Linked DNA regions of Homo sapiens: region 1 is linked to region 2. A link is a loop called in an ENCODE intact Hi-C map of the cell type or tissue named here. Cell type or tissue: PC-9. All regions are shown on one strand. Each heading gives the region's core, and the rest is flanking DNA. Links, peaks and the distances in the headings are about the cores only.

Region 1 (10,030 bases), core at 134-8,133, 51 kb before region 2:
CTCCCGAGTAGCTGGAATTACAGGCACCTGCCACCGCACCTGGCTAACTTTTGTAGTTTTGGTAGAGACAGCGTCTCACCATCTTGGCCAGGCTGGTCTTGAACTCCTGACGTCGATCCACCCGCCTCGGCCCCCCAAAGTGCTGGGATTACAGGTGTGAGCCATCGCGTCCGGCCAATTTGGAACTCTTTAATGGTATTTTTCACATAATAGCTGTCTAAATCTTAGACAACTGAATGACTGTTAGACATCACTAAATTTAATGGGGCATAAAATTCTGCGGAAACCCAGGTGCTTCGGTCTATGGTACTGTGTGTGTGTGTGTGTGTGTGTGTGTGTGTGTGTGTGTGTGTGTGTGACAGGGTCTTACTCTATCACCCAGGCTGGAGTGCAGTGGCAGGATCATGGCTCACTGCAGCCTCAACTTCCTAGGTTCAAGCTATCCTCTCCCCTCAGCCACCTGAGTAGCTAGGACTACAGGCATGTGCCACCATGTCCGGCTAATATTTGTAATTTTTTTAGAACTAGGGTCTCGCTATGTTGCCCAGGCTGATCTTGAACTCCTGGCCTCAAGCAATCCTCCTGCCTCAACCTACTGAAGTGCTGGGGTTAGAGATGTGAGCCATTGTGTCAGGCTCTTACACCTTTGTTAAATATTTAGCGGTGCTTTCCTGGCCACGTACCCTCTTTTTCCAACTGCCCATGTACCTAGTCTTCTCTGCCCTCTGGCTTCTCTTCTCTTAACCCCTTCTTTTTCACACTGTTGGTCACTGCCTTATTCTTGAGATATTTTACATCCTGGGCTTGCAAGACACCTGATTTCCTGCCTACTTCCAACTTCTCTGACTCATACTTTCTCAAACTCCTAAATAAAAGTATTTTCTAGAATTCTGTAGTCTTCCTTATATCTCATTTTAGTGTATCTCCAGCATGACTTCAACCACTTGCATGGTTTCACATTCTTTTTTTTTTTTTTTCTCTTGAGACGGAGTCTCGCTCTGTCGCCCAGGCTGGAGTGCCGTGGCGCGATCTCTGTTCACTGCAAGCTCCGCCTCCCGGGTTCACGCCATTCTCCTGCCTCAGCCTCCCGCGTAGCTGGGACTACAGGCACCCGCCATCATGCCCGGCTAATTTTTTTTGTATTTTTAGTAGAGACGGGGTTTCACTGTGTTAGCCAGGATGGTCTTGATCTCCTGACCTCGTGATCCGCCGGACTCGGCCTCCCAAAGTGCTGAGATTACAGGCGCGAGCCACCGCACCCGGCCGGTTTCACAATCATTTAAAATGATTCCTAGATGTGAATTTCTATCCCAGTCTTCTCAGTCCAAACCCAAATATTCAGCTACTTATAGGACATCTTTATTTGGATGTGTTCTACAAGCACTTCAAATCCGCTTGTCCAAAATTGAGCTTTCTTCTTCCTTATAAACCTGGGCTTTCTCTTCCGTCCTAATTCTCAGTGAATCGTATTATCACCTACTAGGATCTTAGGAGGCATTCTTGACCTCTGCACCTCCTTTCTGTCTCACATTCAGTGTGCCACAAAACCCTATCAGTTTTACATTTTAAAAGAGTATTTCCTGGAAGAGAGAACATGATGTGATTGAAGACAATAAAATGGGCATGAGAATAGCATACAGGGGAGACCAGCCTGACAGGAGAAAGGTTTTACTGAGGAATATTGGAAAAGATAATTGAATTATTAAGTGGCAGAGTAACTTGGAAGATAACTTAAAGGCCATATAGAGTATTTCAGAGCTTGTGTGGCCATAGAAACCACCAAACATTAGGCAAATGAATGAAATGATTATTTCAGGCCATATTTTTAAAGTCAGTTATACAAAAAAAATGGATGGAGAGATGAGTAGAACAACTATTACTTTCATAACTAGAAACAACCATTTCTAAGCAGATTTTATTGATGACACGAGGAAAAAAACTTACAAGTTCCAGCTAGAAGCTCAGAAAGTCTGACCTTGAATTTCAATTTAAGTGTGCTAATAAAAAATAAAAATAATAAATTCTCATTGAAGAAGGCAGATAGAAAGTATGCATTGGTGATACAGCTAGGAGTAAACTGTGTTGGCAATAATTGCAGGAATAATATCATCTGATTGAAAAGTTTTTATAAGGCCAGGTACAGGGGCTCAACGCCTGTAATCTCAGCACTTTGAAAGGCCAAGCCAGGAACATCACTTGAGCCCAGGAGTTCGAGATCAGCCTGGGCAGCGCAGCAAGACCTTGTCTCTACAAAAAATTTAAAAGTTTGCCGGGTATGGTAGTCTGTGTCTGTAGTCCTGACTACTTGGGAGGCTGAGGCAGGAGGATCCCTTGAGCCCAGGAGTTGAAAGCTGCAGTGAGCTATGATTATGCCACTACAATCCAGCCTGGGTGACAGAGCAAGATCCTGTCTTTAAACACACACACACACACACGTTTGTATAAGCCATTCCTTAACTATAGATGATCTTTAAATTGAATATATATTTTAATCACCTAATTGAACTGTGATGATGATTTCCTAAAACATTTGGATTTCCATATGCCTCAATGAAAAATTAGGTTTAATAAACTACACTATAGTATAGCACACTATATGTCGCATTTATATATTGATAAACATGATAATTTCCTTTTTATTTGACTTAGATACTAATTAACTTGGAGTAAATGCACCCACCCCAATCATGTGATCAGTCAATAGTTAAATAACTGAGGGAAAAGAAGTACAAATCAGGCAGCTCTACATGCCATGTTTCAAAAGGGAAGGAAACAAAATAGTTAAACTTTGCATGTTTTGGAAATAAACTGTATTTATGAAACAGAGATCTCAAAAAGTAAAAGGAACCCCACTTTATCTGATGAAAGTGCCAGGAATCTGGAGAAAAGAGTTCAATTTCAACTTTCAGTTTGGAGATGCAGAAAGACCCTGAATTTTGGCACAGTAACTGAGAAGCAAGTAGCAGCCACAGAATGACTAAACTGAGTTAGCAGTAAAAAAGTCTTTAAAAATGATGGATTTGATAGATTTAAAACCAAAGCTTTCCTCTTCCTCTTTGTAATTTTCCTTTTTCCCCCCTTTTTTTCTGATTGCAATTTCAATAATAAAGCTCTATTGAATTCCGAATTACTTACATGAGGTCCTTGAAAGCATGACTCCCTCTGCAGATAACCATAGGTTTCCATCCCGAAGCACGAGCTCTGTACCCTAGTGTGGTTTGAAATAATGAGCAGAGCAGCTGTTTTCTTGGTTTAGCTGCCACGGAGCAGTCACCAATAGGCATCTGAATTCCAGACTAAATCGTAAGCCCCACCTCTCTGAAAAGGAAGAAAAAAAATGTGGCTCTGAATTCTTCTCATATTCCTGGACAGTAGCTCGAAAGTAGGTGGTCAGTCAGCGTCTGAGTGTTACTTCCCTGTTTTGGATTTCCCATTCCATCCAATAATTTTACTTTCCACTAGAAAAAGTTTTCTTCTGAGTTTCTTAAAATCTACAAAAGTCTTTTTTGTAGTTCAAAAATCTACAAAAGTCTTTTTTCACATTGTTTTCACACATACGTAATTCTAATTCTAAACTTTTTTTTTCTATTCTTTTCTTTTTTTTTTTTTTTTTTTTTTTTTTTTTTTTGAGATGGAGTCTTGCTCGTGTCTTGCTTTTGGTGCTTAGGGACTCTCACAGCCAGATTGGTAGCAAGGGATACTGACCAATGATCTACTTATCAAACAACTCTCCATTTCACTGGTAAATGCTCATTTGACCACTGGAACAGCCTAGCCTTATCTACCACACAACTTCACATTCCACTCAAGAGAAACTATACTAAAAGGTATCCCCCACAGGCACAGAAATTCTTAGTTAACCATTGTATGTTTATAGATTTTGAAGTCAACCATGGTCTGAAGTCTATTTTATTTTATTTGAAAGAGACTGGGTCTCACTATGTTGCTCAGGCCCATCTCGAACTCCTGGGTTCAAGCAATCCTATCACCTCGGCCTCCCAAAGTGCTGGGAATACAGGTGTGAGCCACCATGCTAAAATAACTCATTTTTTTCTTATATTTTTCTTTATTTTTTTTTCTTCTTGAGACAGTGTCTTGCTCTTGTCGCCCAGGCTGGAGTGCAGTGGCACAATCTCAGCTCACTACAACCTTTGCCTCCAGGGTTCAAGCAATTCTCCAGCCTCAGCCTCCCGAGTAGCTGGGATTACAGGTGTGTGCCACCACGCCCAGCTAGTTTTTGTATTTTTTAGTAGAGACAGGGTTTTGCCATGTTGGCCAGGCTGGTCTTGAACTGTTGACCTCAGGTGATCCACCCGCCTTGGCCTCCCAGAGTGCTGGGATTACAGGCATGAGCCACCACTCCTGGCCCTTATATTTTTCAAATATGTTAAAGGTATACATAACCCTCAACAACATTTTTTGTTAAATCTCTGCTCTTTGCTCTTTCTTCCCATCTGTTTCCTCACATCCAGTCTGCTCTTTTTTCTCTCTTAACTAAAAACTCTGTTAAAAAAAAAAAAAAAAGTTGTCTTCTCCGCTTCCTCCGTCTTTATAGAGAGGCAGGAGAGAACACTTCTAAGTGTGCCAGGGCAGGACCTTCTTTTTTCAGGCAGATAAAGGAGTGGATCCATGGATAGTATTTTTTAGAGGTGGGGTCTTGCTGTATTGTCCAGGCTAGACCTGGACTCAAGTGATCCTCCTGCCTCAGCCTCCCAAGTAGCTGGAACTAAAAGTGTGCACCACTTGGCCAGTTTTCATGGATGATTGTTATGCTTTTTCACTTCCTCTTGGTTAATCTTGACAGACATCCCCTCCTCCCAATAAAAATATCCAGGCATGGTGGCTCACACCTATAGTCCCAGCACTTTGGAAGGCCAAGGCAGGTGGATCACTTGAGGCCAGGAATTCAAGACCAGCCTGGGCAACATATTTAGATACCCATCTCTACAAAAAGAATTTTTTTTTAATTAGCTGGTCTTGGTGGCACATGCTTATAGTCCCAGCTGCTCAGGAGGCTGAACTGGGAGGACTGCTTTGAGTCCAGGAGTTTGAGGCTGCAATGAACTGTGATCTTGCCACTGCTCTGCAGCCTGGGCCACACGGCAAGACACTGTCTCAAGAAATAAATAAACAAAAATATCCAGTATTTAATATACTGTCCATAGACTGCCTATAGGACCTCACTTGAGAGCTTACAAATCAGCAATGGGAGAGAAAAAGCTGTCCAATAGAAAAAATTGGCAGAATAGCACTAGGGAACTCAAAAAAATATATGATCAAAAGTCTGACCTTACTACCATTTTTTAAAATTGTTTTTTGTTTTTATTTATTTATTTTTGTTTATTTTTTTGAGACAGAGTATCACTCTGTCACCCAGGCTGGAGTAGAGTGGCACGATCTCAGCTCACTGCAACCCCCGCCTCCCAGGTTCAAGTGATTCTCCAGCCTCAGCCTCCCAAGTAGCTGGGATCACAGGCATGCACCACCACCCCAGCTAATTTTCGTATTTTTAGTAGAGACAGGGTTTCGCCATGTTGGCCAGGCTGGTCTCGAACTCCTGACCTCAGGTGATCCTCCCACTTCAGCCTCCCAAAGTGCTGGGATTACAGGCATGAGCCACCTTGCTCAGCCTGTTTTTTGTTTTTTTAAGACAGAGTCTTGCTCTGTCGCCCAGGCTGGAGCGCAATGGCACGATCTCGGCTCAGCAACCTCCACCTCCCGGTTTCAAGTAATTCTCGTGCTTCAGCCTCCTGAGTAACCGGGATTAAAGGAGCCCACCATCACGCCTGGTTAATTTTTGTATTTTTTGTAGAGATGAGGTTTTGCCATGTTGCTCAGGCTCCTGGGCTCAAGCAATCTGCCCTCCTTGGCCTCCCAAAGGGCTGAGATTACAGGCATGAGCCACTGTGCCCAGCCTGCTCAGTGAAATATTATCCTCTTTTTAATAAATAAGATGTTCTTCATTGTGCTTTATGGGAGCACATATAATTAAAATTTTGTATTGTAAATTCAATATTAGGGCTGATTTTTTTTTTTTTAAACGGAGGTCTTACTCTGTCGCCCAGGCTGGAGGGCAGTGACGCGTTATCTTGGTTCATCGCAACCTCCACCTCCTGGGTTCAAGTGATTCTCCTGCCTCAGCCTCCTGAGTAGCTGGGACTACAGGCACATGCCACCGTGCCCAGCTAATTTTTGTATTTTTAGTAGAGATGGAGTTTCACCATGTTGGCCAGGCTGGTCTTAAACTCCTGACCTCAAGTGATGCGCCTGCCTCAACCTCCCAAAGTGCTGGGATTAGAGGCGTGAGCCACCATGCCCAGAGACATTTTTATTTTTATTTAATTAATTAGCTTATTTTAAAATACAAAGATGAAGTCTCACTGTGTTGCCCAGGTTGGTCTCAAACTCCTGGGCTCAAGTGATCCTCCTGCCCTGACCTCCCAAAGAGCTGGGATTACAGGCGTGAGCTGCCATGCCCAGCCTGAGCTGTTATTTTTATTCTGTCCATTTGATAATCTATTTGAAAGCTATACTCCTTGTGATCCAATCCCTACATTGAGTTGAAGTTAAATAAACACTGGTCTTGCTCTGAGTCTTAAAGAACCATGTTGATGTTTACTGTAGATGTTTACTTTAATTGGGCTGCACAGGAGTTTTATTCAGAGCATCATCCAGAAAGCTTCTAAACATCTTCACACAGTTCTCCTTGTCCCTGTAGTTTCCCAGGTGTTAAAAATCTCCTTTTCTGTCCCTTTGCACAGGGTTCTCACCCCATCCTGATGCTCTTCTGAATCACCTCCTCCTTCATGCTTCTCCTAAACAGAGACTCATTCTGCAGGGATTCTGGTGAATACAATTCTCCATTGAGCTACACATCCTTAGAACAAATGTTTAATGAGCACCTACTGTAGGCTCTGCCATGAATAATCTTTCACATTTGGTTAGGCTTTTTTCTGTCTACAGAATTACTTTCATGTCCATTATTTAGAATAGGGGTCATCAAATCTTTTCTATAGAGGGCCAGATATTTTTGCAGGCCATGTCTCTGTCACAACTTCTCTGCTCTGCCCTTGTGGTACAAAAGCAGCCATACACGATGTATAAAGGAATGGAGATGGCTGTGTGCCTTTGAGACTTTTTTTTACAAAAACAGATAGTGGCCTGGAATTGGCCGCTGAGCTATAGTCTGTCCACTCCTGACTTAGAACAACTCAGTGAAGTGGAAGTTACCTGTCCTATTTTATAGACCAGGAAAGGAATTGAGGCTCAGAGAAATTAAGTGGTTTGCCTAAAGTCACACAAACAAGTTACAAGTGGCTGACCCAGATCTCAAACATGGGTCAAAAAATGTGACTGCAAAGTCACTGCTATTTTAACCACACCATACCGTCTGTCACTCATTCAGATAGCTTGTGTCAAGAGTGACAAGCTTCTTAACCTACGTGCCACATGTTTGAGGAAGAGTTAGGTAAATTTTGATGCATCCACAAATCGCTATGCAGTTAGTCAACATGATATTTACAATGTGAAATCATGGAGAAATATGAAATGATGTGAATCAAAAGGCTAAGCACAAGATCGCATATAGAGTTGTGCTTGTGTAAAGGAAAAAAATACATAAAGGACTTAAGGGAAGTATCTTAGAATATTAACAGTTGTTGCCTCCTTGTAGATGCGAGACTGATTTTTCTGTGTGCTTATTTCTACTTTTTGTATTTTGCACTTTTTTTTGTTTTGTTTTTCTGAGACGGAGTCTCGCTCTGTTGCCAGGCTGGAGTGCAGTGGCGCAGTCTTGGCTCACTGTAACCTCTGCTTCTCAGGTTCAAGTGATTCTCCTGCCTCAGCCTCCTGAGTAGCTGGGACTACAGGTGCGCACCACCATGCCCTGTTAATTTTTGTATTTTTAGTAGAGTCAGGGTTTCACCATGTTAGCCAGGATGGTCTCGATCTCCTGACCTCGTGATCCACCCACCTTGGCCTCCCAAAGAGCTGGGATTACAGGCGTGAGCCACCACAAGCCCGGCCTTGCACACTTTTTTACAGTGTACATTATTACTTTGTGAGCCAGTAAATAATAAAACTTCGAAAGTGAATGCATCTTGAGGATGCTTACAATTTATTTTTTTTTTCCAGGATAAGATGGTTGGATTGGTCACTGGCTGGAACAGGAGAAATACATTTCACTTCAGATAAAGTAGAGAATACAGTTTTTAGCCAGGCAAAACCCTGATCTGTTTAAGACTAAGTTTCACAGAATGACAGAGGAAGTTGTGAAAAGCCTTGGTCTCTGGGCAGGCCTCATTTTTAGCCATGTTGCATGGTCCACCCCTAAGTGAACTACTTTAGAGTCCCCTCTTTCCTGAGAGAGCAAAAGAGGAGAGAAGTCTCCTTTGGAGAAGCAAAGACTCCTTCTCCAACTTGCAGCTTTTTTACCCCTGTGTTCTGCAATGATGGTAATATGAACAAACGTTAAATGTGTAGATACTGCAAGTATTATCCACAAGAACATCTAAAAATCATTTGCAATCCATCTTCTTCTAGAAGAGGTTAATGCCATTTATGAGGGTTGTAACGTGGAGAATTTTCTCATCACTGGGTTTCAGGCTGCAGATGTAGGGGTCAGATGGGCTAGTAATGAGCAGAATGCCTAGGCAATACGCTGATCTAATACCTGCCTCTTGGTCTTTCCTATTTGTTGAGCACACACGAGGGCAAGGACAAGGCCTGCCTGGTTGAACCGGAAAGGTACAACAGGCTACTTTTAGATCAGACTGTTTGGCACTTACGTAAACAGCAAAAGGAAGAGTGGCTCAAGGTGCCAGCTCCTATGGTCTTTGTCCCACTCACCAAAAGGACAACACCAAAACAAGAGGGGTCAGATAACTGCAAGGCAAGCCATGGGACGCCCTTTCGAGAAGCTCATTCTTAGCTGCAGCTAAGGGCTTTAGTATTCTGCAGCTCTATTCTGAGGGGGCCACAGCATAAAGCCCTAATCTCATCAGAACCTGGAAGGCATAAGAAATCATCTCAGCCTTCCAGGGAAGTAGGAACATGAATGGGAGATGGCATACATGCCACCATCCTCTCATGTTAAGGTATCTTTAAATAGAAATACACAGAAAACAAAGTTACGTATTGGTTGGTTGACAAAAATGACCAGAGGCTTTAGGAACCTAACCCTGTATTTCCCTTAAGAGTAATAATTCAGTATTCACTTATTCAGCATTCACAGCAACTTTATAGAACATAACTACCATGAAGAAAGAGAACTGGCTATATTATTATGAATACAGGAATGTAGTTTGGCCTTCACACACAGCCCCAAAAGGGCTCCAAGACTCTCCCTCCCTCCTCCGAGGTCCCCAGACCACACTTTGATAACTATTTCTGGTAGACTATAAACTGTGGCCAACTAGGGGTCAGCCATAGCTATTTTGTTCCTCTTCACATTTCCAGAGTCTTGCATAGTGCCAGGCATATATTGTGAGTTAAGTTAAAATGGGCTGGGGGTAAGATTTTTATGAGAAAGTTAAACCTGAGAGAGGAGAGACAGAGTGGTCTCTTTGGTGCTAAAGGTCAGTTCAGCCTTGATGTTGTTGTTGTCGTTGTTGTTTTTGAGACGGAGTCTCGCTTTGTCTCCCAGGCTGGAGTGCAGTGGCGCGATCTCGGCTCACTGCAAGCTCCGCCTCCTGGGTTCACGCCATTCTCCTGCCTCAGCCTCCCGAGTAGCTGGGACTACAGGCGCTTGCCACGCCCGGCTAATTTTTTGTATTTTTAGTAGAGATGGGGTTTCACCGTGTTCATCAGGATGGTCTCGATCTCCTGATCTCGTGATCCGCCCATCTCGGCCTCCCAAAGTGCTGGGATTACAGGCATGAGCCACTGCGCCCGGCCGTTTTTTTTTTTTTTTTTTTTTTCTTAATGACAGGGCTCACTCTGTTGCCGAGGCTGGAGTGCAGTGGCACAATCTCGGCTCACTGCAACCTCTGCCTTCAGGGCTCAAGCGAACCTCCCACCTCAGCCTCCTGAG
Region 2 (12,792 bases), core at 2,709-10,708:
ATTAGTTCAACCATTGTGGAAGACAGTGTGGTGAGTCTTCAAAGACCTAAAAACAGAAATACAATTCGACCCAGCAATCCTATTACTGGGTATATACTCAAAGGAATACAAATTGTTCTATTATAAAGACACATGCACACATACGTTCATTGCAGCACTATTCACAATCGGAAAGACACGGAATCAACCCAAATGCCCATCAGTGGTAGATGGATAGAGAAAATGTGGTACCTATACACCATGGAATACTATGCAGCCATCAAAAAGAATGAGATTATATCCTTTGCAGGAACATGGATGGAACTGAAGGCCATTATCTTTAGCACACTAATGCAGGAACAGAAAATCAAATACCTCATGTTCTCACTTATAAGTGGGAGCTAAATGATGAGGACACATAGAGGGGAACAACACACACTGGGGCCTGTCAGGATGTGAAGGGTGGGAGGAGGGAGAGGGTCAGGAAAAATAACTAATAGATACAAGACTTAATGTCTGGGTGACAAAATAATCTGTACAACAAACCCCCATGACACAAGTTTACCTATATAACAAACCTGCACGTGTACCCCTGAACTTAAAATAAGTTAAAAAACAAAAATGCCTCAGGCATTGTAGTTGCCAATTCTCATAAGCAATTGTCACTTTGGCCTTCCTAGACCTCTAACCAGTCTCCAAACAAGTTCCCCTGCCCTGCTCTTCAAACTAGAAGTTGAGCACTGGGCCTACCCAATGTATGTCACAGGGCTCCGAAAGCATCACATTTACTTAAACCTTCTGGTGTAACGGGGATGTAATGTAATTATTATGTACTTAAGAGAGGATAAATTGGCTGGGCATTTCTCCATTGTAGTGAGCTATTTGCTGTTGGTGCCAAACCTGCAGGCCCTGCAGAGTCCATTCACAGTCATTCCCCTCTGCCCTCAGGGATATTTTGATAGGAAATCTTGAAACGTATTCTCTGTAGTAGGCAGCATCCAAGATGGCCCCAGGGATCCCAGCCTCTTGATATCCACACCCTTAGGCAGTCCCTTCCCACAGTGCACCAGGATTGGCCTGTGCGACCAAAGAATATAGCAAAGGGATGGCAAGTCACTTCCACAATTAGGTTATAAGGTTACTATAGGTTATAAAAGGCTTCAAAGCTGAGTGCCATGGCGTGTGCCTGTAATCCTAGCTACCTAGGAGGATGAGGTGGGAAGATCCCTTAGCCCAGGAGTTTGAGACCAGCCTGGATAACATAGAGCCTCATCTTAAAAAAAAAAAAAAAAAAAAAGACTCCACTGGGCGCGGTGGCTCACGCCTGTAATCCCAGCACTTTGGGAGGCCAAGGCAGGTGGATCACCTGAGGTCAGGAGTTCAAGACCAGCCTGGCCCACATGGTGAAACCCCGTCTCTACTAAACATACAAAAATTAGCTGGGCATGCTGGCAGGTGCCTGTGATCCCAGCTACTCAGGAGGCTGAGGCAGGAGAATCACTTGAACCCAGGAGGCGGAGGTTGCAGTGAGTTGAGATTGCACCACTGCACTCCAGCCTGGGTGACAGAGCGAAGACCCTGTCTCAAAAAAAAAAAAAAAAAGGTTTCTCTGGCTGGGTATGGTGGCTCACACCTGTAATCCCAGCACTTTGGGAGGCCGAGGCAGGTGGATGACTTGAGGTCAGGAGTTCAAGACCAGCCTGGCCAATGTGGTGAAACCCTGTCTCTACTAAAAATACAAAAATTAGCCGGGCATGATGGTGCACACTTGTAATCCCAGCTACTCAGGAGGCTGAGGCAGGAGAATTGCTTGAACCAGGGAGGCAGAGGTTGCAGTGAGCTGAGATCATGCCAGTGCACTCCAGCCTGGGTGACAAGAATGAAACTTGGTCTCAAAAAAAAAAAAAAAAAAAAAAAAGACTTGTGCTCTCTATCTTTATTGGATAATTTGCCTTGAGGAATGGGGATGGTTACTGGTAGGCAATGAAAAATGTTCATTAGACAAAATGTCTAGATTTGTAAACCCAAGAACTTAGTCCGGAAGACAATATTGCTTCTTTTGATTTAGAAGAAACTGAATGCTCTAGAGGGCAAAATAATCGATTTTTCATTCAGTGCTGAGTTTCAACCACGTATCATTAATACGTGAATGATTCCAGGACCTTCTCTCCAGACCTTTGGAGGTGTCTTCACACAGGAAAGCTGTTGGTTAATGAGCCTGCCATGTGGGTATACCGTAGTTGGCACTTTCATTCTCACTCAGTTATTTGCGTCCCTTTGATCCTGCGAAGTATCTTCGTATCCCCACATGCTAGATGAGGAAATGATGCCTGAAGAGGTTACACAAATGACCCATGGACACGCTGCTAATTAGTGGCACGTCTCTGGTGTTAATAAGGATTCTCAACGAATTGGAGTTATGTTACCAAGTCAAAACATGGGGAACTGGCTGGGCGCGGTGGCTCACCCCTGTAATCCTAGCACTTTGGGAGGATGAGGCGGGCAGATTGCTAGAGCTCAGGAGTTTGAGGCCAACCTGAGCAACATAATGAGACCTCTTGTCTCTACAAAAAATTTAAAAAATTAGCCGGGAGTGGTGGCACAAACCTGTGGTTCCAGCTACTTGGGAGGCTGAAGTGGGACAATGACTTGAGCCTAGGAGCAAGACCCTGTCTCAAAAATAAAAACCAAAACTTGGGGAATTCGTCCTAAGGATCCACGGGTGTCTCATGGAGCTTGAGAGCTGAGGTCCAGGTAGGACACGACCAGGGACCATTGGTCATGCTCCATCGGGGTGCTCTGCTTCCCTCTCTGCTCCTCTCCGTCTCTGCTCTGTTCTTCTCTTTTCCTGCAGTCAGGCTCTCTCTGCTCCTCTAGGCCTTGCGGCAGGAAAAGGTGGCCACTACGGTTACTGGTTTTTTTTGTTTTGTTTTTTTCCTGGTTTTTTTTTTTTTTGAGATAGAGTCTCGCTCTGTCACCCAGGCTGGAGTGCAGTGGTGCGATCTCAGCTCACTGCAACCTCTGCCACCCAGGTTCAAGCGATTCTCCTGCCTCAGCCTCCCGAGTAGCTGGGACTACAGGTGCCTGCCACCACGCCCAGCTAATTTTTGTTATTTTTAGTAGAGACGGGGTTTCGCCATGTTGGCCAGGCTGATCTCGATCTCCTGGCCTCAGCCTCCCAAAGTGCTGCGATTACAGGCCTGAGCCACCACGCCTGGCCATCACTGTTCTTTTCTTCCTCCCTCAGTTCCAAAATCCTAGAGAAGGCACACCCATGGGCACAGGGGGCACGTCATGTCATACAAAATGGACGCTGACCTGGCCCCACTCCCGAGGGCCTCAGCGGATAGAGTCATTATGAGCTGCGCCGATAGCCCGGAAGCGGAACTAGCGTTGCAGATCAGCAGCAGGGAGCGAGCCCCTGTGAGGTCGGCCAGGGACTTCCTACGGGTGGATTGCTGTGACAGCAGCTTTGTGCCTACAACTTCTGCCAGCTTCCTGCTTTTTCTCTCATCACAGCCATTTTGTCCAAGCAGCCCCTACGGCTACTTATTGTGCAATTCACCGAGTGCACTGAGGAGCTTCAAGAAATAGCTGCCTGGGCCTGGGTTTCCGTCCACATCTTTGTGAGATGAGACTCTGGGGCTGCCTGGGCCTGAGCTTCCGTCCACATCTTTGTGAGATGAGACTCTGGGGCATTTCCCTCCAGCATGGCCTTTGGTTCCAAGTCAGGTTTGGGTGGTAGATTCCTAGGAAGAGTCTCGATGAGCCAGTCCCTGTGGGACAGGCGATGCCCTCTCTGGACAATGGGCCCCATGGACCCTGGACGGTCGAGGAGCTGATGTCATCTGAGTTCTGTGCACGGGCCAGGGCTTGTTGCTGGTTGCAGTTTCTGTGTGCGTGCGGTATGTCGGGGTGGCTGTCAACTCTGTCTGGATTAATAATGACTGACTTGAACCTAATTCATTAGATACACAAGACCAGGAAGGTGGTTCACCCAGAATTGGGCAAGTCATGGGAGCCGCGGCAGCCTTCCTCTGGCCTGTCTCTGCCAGGCCTCCGCAGTGCATCACTCAGAGCTGAGAGGAGCCCTGCCCAGCTCAGCAGGCCCAGGGTCCTGAAGAAGGTGTTGTTGGCCCAAGGCCCCCAGGCAGCCCTGGGATGGCACAGGTGGCTCCTCACCTGTCTGGAGGCCCTCGACAGCCCCTGAGGCCTTTCCCAAGAAGGCCTTCACCCTGGATCTAATCTGGAAGGGAGGAATCTTCCTCTAGTAGTAAAAGGGGTAGTCCTCTCTTAAAAAAGGAGGCTTCCTTCTGAGGCCTCCTGAAGTCAGCCTTGTCTTAGCTGCCACAATTACACGCTAACACCCAGTTGCCCAGGCTTCTCTCTAGAGCTCTAAGTCTGGTCATCCAGCTTGTCTGTTGGACATCTGCCCTTGCGTGTGCCCTGGGCACCTCCCAGCACGTGAAGTCCAGTCCTCCTCACTCATGGGTACTCTGCTCTCCTTCCTTACTCTTCTCAAAACCTGCTCCTCTAATATTCACTCCTTACGGGACTGTTCCCACCAGCCCCCTAACCAGTTCGAGCCCAAGTGTTATTCTCCACTCCTTCATTCAAGAAACATTTATTTGGCCTGCAGTGGCTCAAGCCTGTAATCCCAGCACTTTGGGAGGCCGAGGCAGGCAGATCGCTTGAGGTCAGGAGTTTGAGACCAGCCTGGCCAACATGGTGAAACCCATCTCTACTAAAAATACAAAAATTAGCCAGGCGGTGGTGGTGTGCACCTGTAATTCCAGCTACTTGGGAGGCTGAGGCAGGAGAATCGCTTGAGCCTGGGAGGCAGAGGTTACAGTGAGCCGAGATTGCGCCACTGAACTTCAGCCTGGGTGACACAGCGAGACTCTGTCACATACACACACACACACACACACACACACACACACACACACACACGCATTTATTCAACCCCTGCTATGTGCCAGGCCCTGTGCTGGGCTCTAGAGGTAAAGGCATGAGTCAGTGCCAGCACAAGATGCTTGCAGGTTAGTGGAAAGCACACCTTTCCACCCAGGGAAGGGAAAAAATGAGAACTTGGCAAGCTCACAACAGGAGGAGGGTGTAGAGCGTCTTGCTCCCTGGCTTATAAGATTCAGGAAAGGTTTCCTGGAGGAGGGGATACCAGAATTGAGTCAGGGGAGAAGACAGAGGAGGGAGGAAGAGGACTTCCAGGCAGAGGGGAATGTGGGGCCCAGTGTGTCTCGGGGAACTGGGAACAGGCTGACGCTGCCAGAGTGTAGTATGCCGGGCAAGGGAGTCCTGGCAGCCAAGGCTGGAGCCATCATCAGGAGCAGGTTAAGAAGGCTCTTGTTGCGAAGGGGAGCATCTAATAAGATTGGACTTTGTCCTGTGGCAGGGGAGAGCCATTTAAGGGTTTGGAGCTATGGGTGGGAGTCGGGGGTAAAGGGGCCACGATCAGGTTGTATTTGAGTGATTCCCTCTGGAGGCTGTGCAGAGGTCTGAATATGAAAGTGAGGGGTACAAAGCAGGAAGCGAGATCGTGGAAAGGCAGGAGATGATGGGGCCTGAACTAGGGCTGTGGAGGAAAGGGAGAGGAAAGGACCGTTCACTAGGCGTTGGGGAGGCAGAAGATGAAAGAGTCAAGGATGACCCTCCTGTTTCTGGCTAGGGTATCCGGTGAATGGTAGGCCAGCAATGGAGCCAGGCAGTACAGGAGAAGAAATGTGTTTGCGGGGAAGTTTGAAGAGTCCATATTTGGATATGTTGAGTTTGAGTGCCTACAGCTGGGGTGTCCAATCTTTTGGCTTTTCTGGGCCGCACATAAAACTCTATCACTAATGATAGCTGATGAGCTGAAAAAAAATTGCCAAAAAATCTCATGTTTTAAGAAAGATAAGGAATTTGTGTTGGGCCACATTCAAAGCTGTCCCGGGCTGCATGTGGGCCCGCGGGCCATGGGTTGGACAACTTGGCCTACAGGATATTCAGGAGGATAACTTCAGGAGGAGATGTTTAGCAGGAAACACAAGGAGAAGTGGGACTGGAGATAGGAATCTCTGTGTTAGGGGAACTGTAAAAAGGTTGCTGATGCAAGTAGGAGAGGATGCACTAGCTCCAGGAAGAGTGCGCAGAATGGGAAAATGGTGAGGGTCATATCCTGGTGAGCCCTGATGGGAACGGGTGGGCCAGAGAAAAAGAAACTCAGGAGAAAGAACTCAGAGAGCAACACTGAGGATTTAGTGAGAGGAGTATCACATGACAGCCAAAGGGCGAGTCATGGGAGCCGCAGCAGCCTTCCTCTGGCCTGTCCCTGCCAGGCCTCCACACCTCGATATGCAGAGAGTCTCACACCACAGAGCAGTCCAGCAGCACAAAGACTGGAACGTGTTTATTAGACCTGACATTTAGGAAGCCACTGGCAAACCTGTGGTTGGGAGAGGCAGGCCTCGGCCGACATGGTAGCTCCAGTCTCAACCGTACCTATGGCACTGTGGAAGGAGCATGGGAGTGGAATTCATATGCAGCAATCAGTCTTGTTCAGCACAGAGGAGGCTTGATTTTAAAGCTAAACAAATTTGCATTTTGGAATGCAACCAAAGCTAGGCACGGTGCCTCACGCCTGTAATCCCAGCACTTTGGGAGGCTGAGGCGGGCGGATCACTTGAGGTCAGGAGTTCGAGACCAGCCTGTCCAACATGGTGAAACCCTGTCTCTACTAAAAATACAAAAATTAGCCGGGTGTCATAGTGGGTGCCTGTAATCCCAGCTACTCGGGAGGCTGAGGCAGGAGAATCACTTGAACCCGGGAGGTGGAGTTTGCAGTGAGCTGAGATCATACCACTGCACTCCAGCCTGGGCGACAGAATGAGACTCTGTCTCAAAAGAAAAAAAAAGAATACAACCAGAAAAAAAAAATCCGTTATTAAATATTCAAAAACCACATAAACTTTTAGAAGCCCCACTCTGCAGGGAATAAACACAACATTGCTCAAGAAGGAATGAGGTTGTAAGCTGTAGCGATCCTGGACTATTCTGGCAGGCAGATTTCTAATGTATGCTTTCCACGAATAAAAGCAATATGAAAGCACATTAACTGTTTATAACCGTGTCAGTCCTGACCTGTGCATTAAGAAGCTTGTACTGTATTTGGAACTTGGTTTTGAACAACAGCGCCTCCTGGTGTAAATGTCATGCATAAATACTTTACTAGCATAGTGGCAATATTCTAATAGAAATATTGCTGCTCTGATACTTTTTTACTTAAAAAGCAAGTTAAAAACATGTTTTGGGATGAGGAAAGTGATATGGAGGACTTGTTTAGGTTTTATGTAGTACAGCATTAGGGATATTGATAAAGCTGTCATTTAAGATGATAAAAATTCATCTGCCCTTGCATTGTACAGCTGTACTTCTATAAAGTGTCACAGAGTGGGGTCTACCACTTATTTTTTTAATGAAATTTATAGCCGGGTGCGGTGGCTCATGCCTGTAATCTCAGCACTTTGGGAGTCCGAGGCGGGCAGATCACCTGAGGAATTCGAAACCAGCCTGACCAACCAACATGGAGAAACCCTGTCTCTACTAAAAATACAAAAAAAAATTAGCCGGGCATGGTGGCGCATGCCTGTAGTTCCAGCTACTTGGGAGGCTGAGGCAGGAGAATCACTTGAACCTGGAAGGCGGACACTGCAGTGAGTCGAGATCGCGCCACTGCACTTCAGCCTGGGCAACAAGAGCAAAACTCAAAAAAAAAAGTTTATAAAATGATACAGAAGATTGAACAATGAATTTCTCAAATTGAACCATTTGTGTAACCAAGCACGTAGATCAACAAATAAAAAATGACTGACAGCCCAGATGCCTCCTCATGCCCTGAACTCCTGTAGGTCACGACTGCCTGGCTAGGGTAATCACGGTCACGTCTTCTCACATCACAGATCAATTCTGCTTGTTGATATTTCTATGACTGGAACAATTTGTAAGAATATTCTCACAAGTATATTGAATAAGACACAAGAGTGTGTTCTTTTGGATCTTATTCAATACATTAGCAACATTTACCCATGTTGCTTGGTGTAGTTGGTTTTCTCTTTGCTGTATAAAAACCATTGTAAAGCTCAACCATAATTTATCATCAGTCCTATGGTCGATAAACATTTGGATTGTTTCCAGGGTTGGGCTTTTATAGCCTGCTATGAACATTATTGTACATGCCTTTTGGTGCCCATATGCATGCATTTTATTAGGAATATACCTAGAAGAAGAATGACTGGGTTATAGCGCATGAACTTTAGTAGACAATGCCAACCAGTTGTCTAAATTGGTTGTTCCAATTTATATTACCATCAACAGCAGATGAGAATTTCAGTTTGCTTCACATCCTCACCAACATATGGTATTGTTAATCTTTCTAATTATAGATATTTTCTGGTGGGTATATGTCATCGTACTTTTTAAAAGCAGCTTTATTAAGACACAGTTCAATTATAGATAATTGCACCATACAATTGATCCACTTACTGTGTACAATTCAGTGGCTTCCAGTATACTTGGAGTTGTCATCCATCACCATAATCAATTTTAGAACATTTTCATTACCCCCCAAATAAACTTTATAGCCTTTCATTATCACCCTCAACTCCACCATCCCCTCAGCTCTAGTCTACCACTGATCTATTAATACTTTCTCTGTAGAGTTGCCAATTCTTAACATTTCATATAAACAGAATCATACAGGCCAGGCACGGTGGCTCACGCCTGTAATCCCAGCACTTTGGGAGGCCGAGGCTAGCAGATCACAAGGTCAGGAGATCGAGACCATCCTGGCTAACACGGTGAAACCCTGTCTCTACTAAAAATACAAAAAATTAGCTGGGTGTGGTGGCGACGCCTGTAATCCCAGCTACTAGGGAGGCTGAGGCAGGAGAGTGGCGTGAACCCGGGAGGCGGAGCTTGCAGTGAGCAGAGATCGCGCCACTGCACTCCAGCCTGGGCGACAGAGCGAGACTCTGTCTCAAAAAATAATAAAATAAAAATAAACAGAATCATACAATAAGTGGCCTTTTGTGTCTGGCTGCTTTCACTTAGCATGTCTTCAAGGTTCACTAGATTTTGATTCTCCATGTGGGACACAGGTTGTAGGCTTCCTATTCCCTTTAAGCTCATCTATCTGATGATACATTTCATAGTGAATTTATCTTCATGGACCTACCAGGAAGCAGTGCTACTCTAAATCAATCTGTGAGAGCATGACTGAGGTTTATCTTTGACTGCAGGAATGAGTGAGCTTTGTTAACATTTTCTAGGCCAAATTATTTTGGCCATCCTTTATGATGAGACATTCTGAAGTCTCAAGTTCATTTGTTGGAACAGATCCAAATGATTTATTGAGTTGAAACAAATCTGGCTATTTTTTGAGAGGGGTTTTCGCTCTTGTTGCCCAGGCTGGAGTGCAATGGCACAATCTTGGTCATCACAACCTCCACCTCCCGGGCTCAAGTGATTCTCCTACCTCAGCCTCCCGAGTAGCTGGGATTACAGGCATGTGCCACGATGCCTGACTAATTTTGTATTTTTAGTAGAGATGGGATTTCTCCATGTTGGTCAGGCTGGTCTCAAACTCCCAACCTCAGGTGATCTGCTTGCCTCGGCCTCCCAAAATGCTGGGATTTCAGGGATGAGCCACCGTACCCGGCCTGAATTGGGCTTTTCTTTCAAGTATCCCTACAGCCGATCTTATTGCTGACATCTATGTAGAGGCATGGGAACTTCCACCCAGCTGAAGAAGATACACACGTGGGAGGTGGCCATGTGAAGACAGAAGCAGAGATTGGAGTTATGTCTACAAGCCAAGATAAGCCAAGGGTTGCTAGCAGCCATCAGAAACTAGGAAAGGCATGGAATGAATTCTCCCCCAGAGCCATCACAGAAAACCAACTCTGCCAACATCTTGACTTTTAACTTGTGGCCTCAACTATGAGAGAATAACTTTGCTTTAAGCCATCACATTTGTGGTAACTTGTTATGGCAGCACTAAGAAATGAATACACTAAAGACCTGATTTCAAAGCTGCCTGGCATAAGCTGGTGCTCAATAAAAGCTCGCGGAGCTGAGTTAGGTTGTGAATATTCCTTAGCAAGGACCTGGACCTCTCTTTGTGTGTGTTGAACAAGAATAACTGAACGTGAGCTCTTTTTCCTGATTTGTTTCCCTAACTAAAATTTAGTAGCTTGGATCAGAGAGATGGTCCCAGTTTCCTGTAGATCTTCTGGAATTAGAGTAAATGTGACCTATTTTCCTCTTTAATGGCATCAAGGCTGGGGCATTCTGAGTGTGAATCACCATGGATAGTGACACATTTTTTATTGGCAAGGGGACCGGCCTTATTTTGGTAGATGAGTTGTTATTTTCCTCTGATTCAGCTTAAGTTTAGTACTGATGTCCAAAAGCAGAAAAGGAGAAAAAGAGCCAATTAGGATGTCTGGATACCATACTGCTTACACTGACTACAGAAATGTCTATCATACTAGGGTTAAGTTTGAACTATCAGAAATCTGCCTCAGCACACATTTGGAGAATTTTTTTTTTTTTAAAGACAGGGCCTCACTCTGTCATCCAGGCTGGAGTGCAGTGGCATGATCAGAGCTCACTGCAGCCTCCACCTCCTGGGCTCAGGCAATTCTCCTGCCTCAGCCTCCCTAGTAGCCTGGACTACAGATGTGCACCATCACGTCCGGCTTTTTTTTTTTTTTTGGTATTTTTTGTAGAGATGAGGTTTCGCCATGTTGACCAGCCTGGTCTCAAACTCCTGAGCTCAAGCCATCAGCCAGACTCAGCCTCTCAAAGTGCTGAGATTACAGGTGTGAGCCACCACACCCAACTGGAGAACTCTTCACCAGAAGATATACAATAACCACCTTATTTAGCCAGACTAGTGGGTCCTGGCAGACTCCTAGGTGTGGACCATTGGTTATTAACCAGTCACCATGTATTGTTCCCATGTGTAGACCAAGAACTAGACATTTGAAGGGGATGTGGATTTCTTCTTCCTGAACAAGTCACTTCTTCTATATAGTGGGAAAACATCCAAACTAATTCTACCACATATTTTCAGATTATAAGGTGACATTCAATATTCCTGGCTGTCACTATGTTTTTCCCTTGTTCCTTTTCCTATATTTCCTGCCAAATTAGGAGACAGAGATACATGAAAAGGTCAAGAGTATGTGTGCTGTAGAGTATCTCAAGAGGAATCCACCCCATCTCAAAGTGGGGCTCAAGTTTCCTACCCCCAATTCTTTGGAATGCTGAATTTTATGAGGATCAAATTATTTTTTTTTTTGAGACGGAGTCTCACTCTGTTGCCCAGACTGGAGTGCAGTGACATGATCTTGGCTCACTGCAACCTCTGCCTCCTGGGTTCAAGTGATTCTCCTGCCTCAGCCTCCCGAGTAGCTGGGATTACAGTAGGCATCTGCTACCTCGCCCGGCTTTTTCTTTTTTTTGAGATGGAGTCTCGCTGGGTCACCAGGCTGGAGTGCAGTGGTGCGATCTCAGCTCACTGCAACCTCTACCTCCTGGGTTCAAATGATTCTCCTGCCTCAGCCTCCCAAGTAGCTGGGACTACAGACATGCGCCACCACACCCAGCAAATTTTTATATTTTTAGTAGAGACAGGGTTTCACCATGTTTGCCAGGATGGTCTCGATCTCTTGACCGCATGATCCGCCTGCCTTGGCCTCCCAAAGTGTTGGGATTACAGGCGTGAGCCACCATGCCCAGCCCTTTTTTTTTTTTTTTGTATGTTTAGTAGAGATGGGGTTTCACCATGTTGGCTAGGCTGGTCTTGAACTCCTGGCCTCAAGTGATCCACCCACCTTGGCCTCCAAAGTACTGGGATTACAGACGGGAGCCACTGTGCCTGGCCCAATTATTTTAAATAGCTGTGAATTCAAGCAAATATATCTGAAGATTTACTGACAAACAAGGAGCTTTGTTCTTGAATCTATGGCAGCTTCAGAGAAATTAAGACTGCTTTAAAAATGAGTATTTTCTAATGTATTGTAGCAACAAAAGTTACATTCAACTATATATAGAATAAAATGTTTTAAAATCATACTGTAGTTTGTTAAGGCATACAATAATAGAAAGTCATCTTGGGATCTCACGAGTAACGTTCAACTCTTTAGAAACCAGGTTAACTCTGCATAGTTCTGGTCTAGACCTGTGCCATCTAACTTGGCCACTATGCACGTGTGGCTACTGAGCATTTGAAATGTGGCTGGTCCAAACTGAGATGCATCATCAATGTAACATACACACTGGATTTCAAAGACTTGGTATGAGAAAATATAAAGTATCTTAATATTACAGTAGAAATATTTTGGCATATTGGACTGAATATTAAAAATAATTTCAACTGTTTTTAATGTGGCTCACAAAATTTAAAATCATGTGGCTAATTACACTTTATTGAACGGCCTTGTTCATCCAGTTCATTAAAGTGTACAAGAGAGCTGAAACATTGGCTGTGTGATGTGATCCCATTCATAAGAATCTCATCCTCCCGGCCAGGCGCAGTGGCTCATGCCTGTAACCCCAGCACTTTGGGAGGCTGAGGCGGGTGAATCACCTGAGGTCAGGAGTTTGAGACCAGCCTGGCCAACATGGCAAAACCCCGTCTTTACTAAAAATACAAAAATTAGATGGGTGTTGTGGCACATACTTTGAATCCCAGCTACTCGGGAGGCTGAAGCAGGAGAATCACTTGAACCCAGGAGACAGAGGTTGCCGTGA

Evidence for each region. A loop is a pair of places that touch in the nucleus more often than their neighbours do. Peaks named below come from ENCODE experiments on the same cell type or tissue, not always from the same donor. Only the 100,000 strongest peaks of a DNase experiment are listed, where the experiment ranks them.
Region 1: it touches region 2 in a loop (4-fold over the local background); 7 of 110 quality-filtered maps call a loop at or near these places.

The regions. Positions count from the first base shown.
Region 1 is chr9:36,273,759-36,283,788 of GRCh38, forward strand. The region is part of intron 2 of LOC124902150 (a long non-coding RNA gene); the gene reads left to right. It also overlaps a transcript of GNE not described here. Among named protein-coding and RNA genes, the nearest start is that of GNE, 20 kb to the left of the region's middle. In PC-9, for the core only: no CTCF peak of the experiment used is centred there; DNase peaks (open chromatin) are centred at 1,493, 3,313 and 7,463; H3K4me3 peaks cover 3,338 bases; H3K27ac peaks cover 5,396 bases.
Region 2 is chr9:36,321,838-36,334,629 of GRCh38, forward strand. No RefSeq gene overlaps it. Among named protein-coding and RNA genes, the nearest start is that of GNE, 70 kb to the left of the region's middle. In PC-9, for the core only: CTCF peaks have their summits at 7,157 (motif pointing left) and 7,358; DNase peaks (open chromatin) are centred at 6,334 and 7,144; H3K27ac peaks cover 932 bases.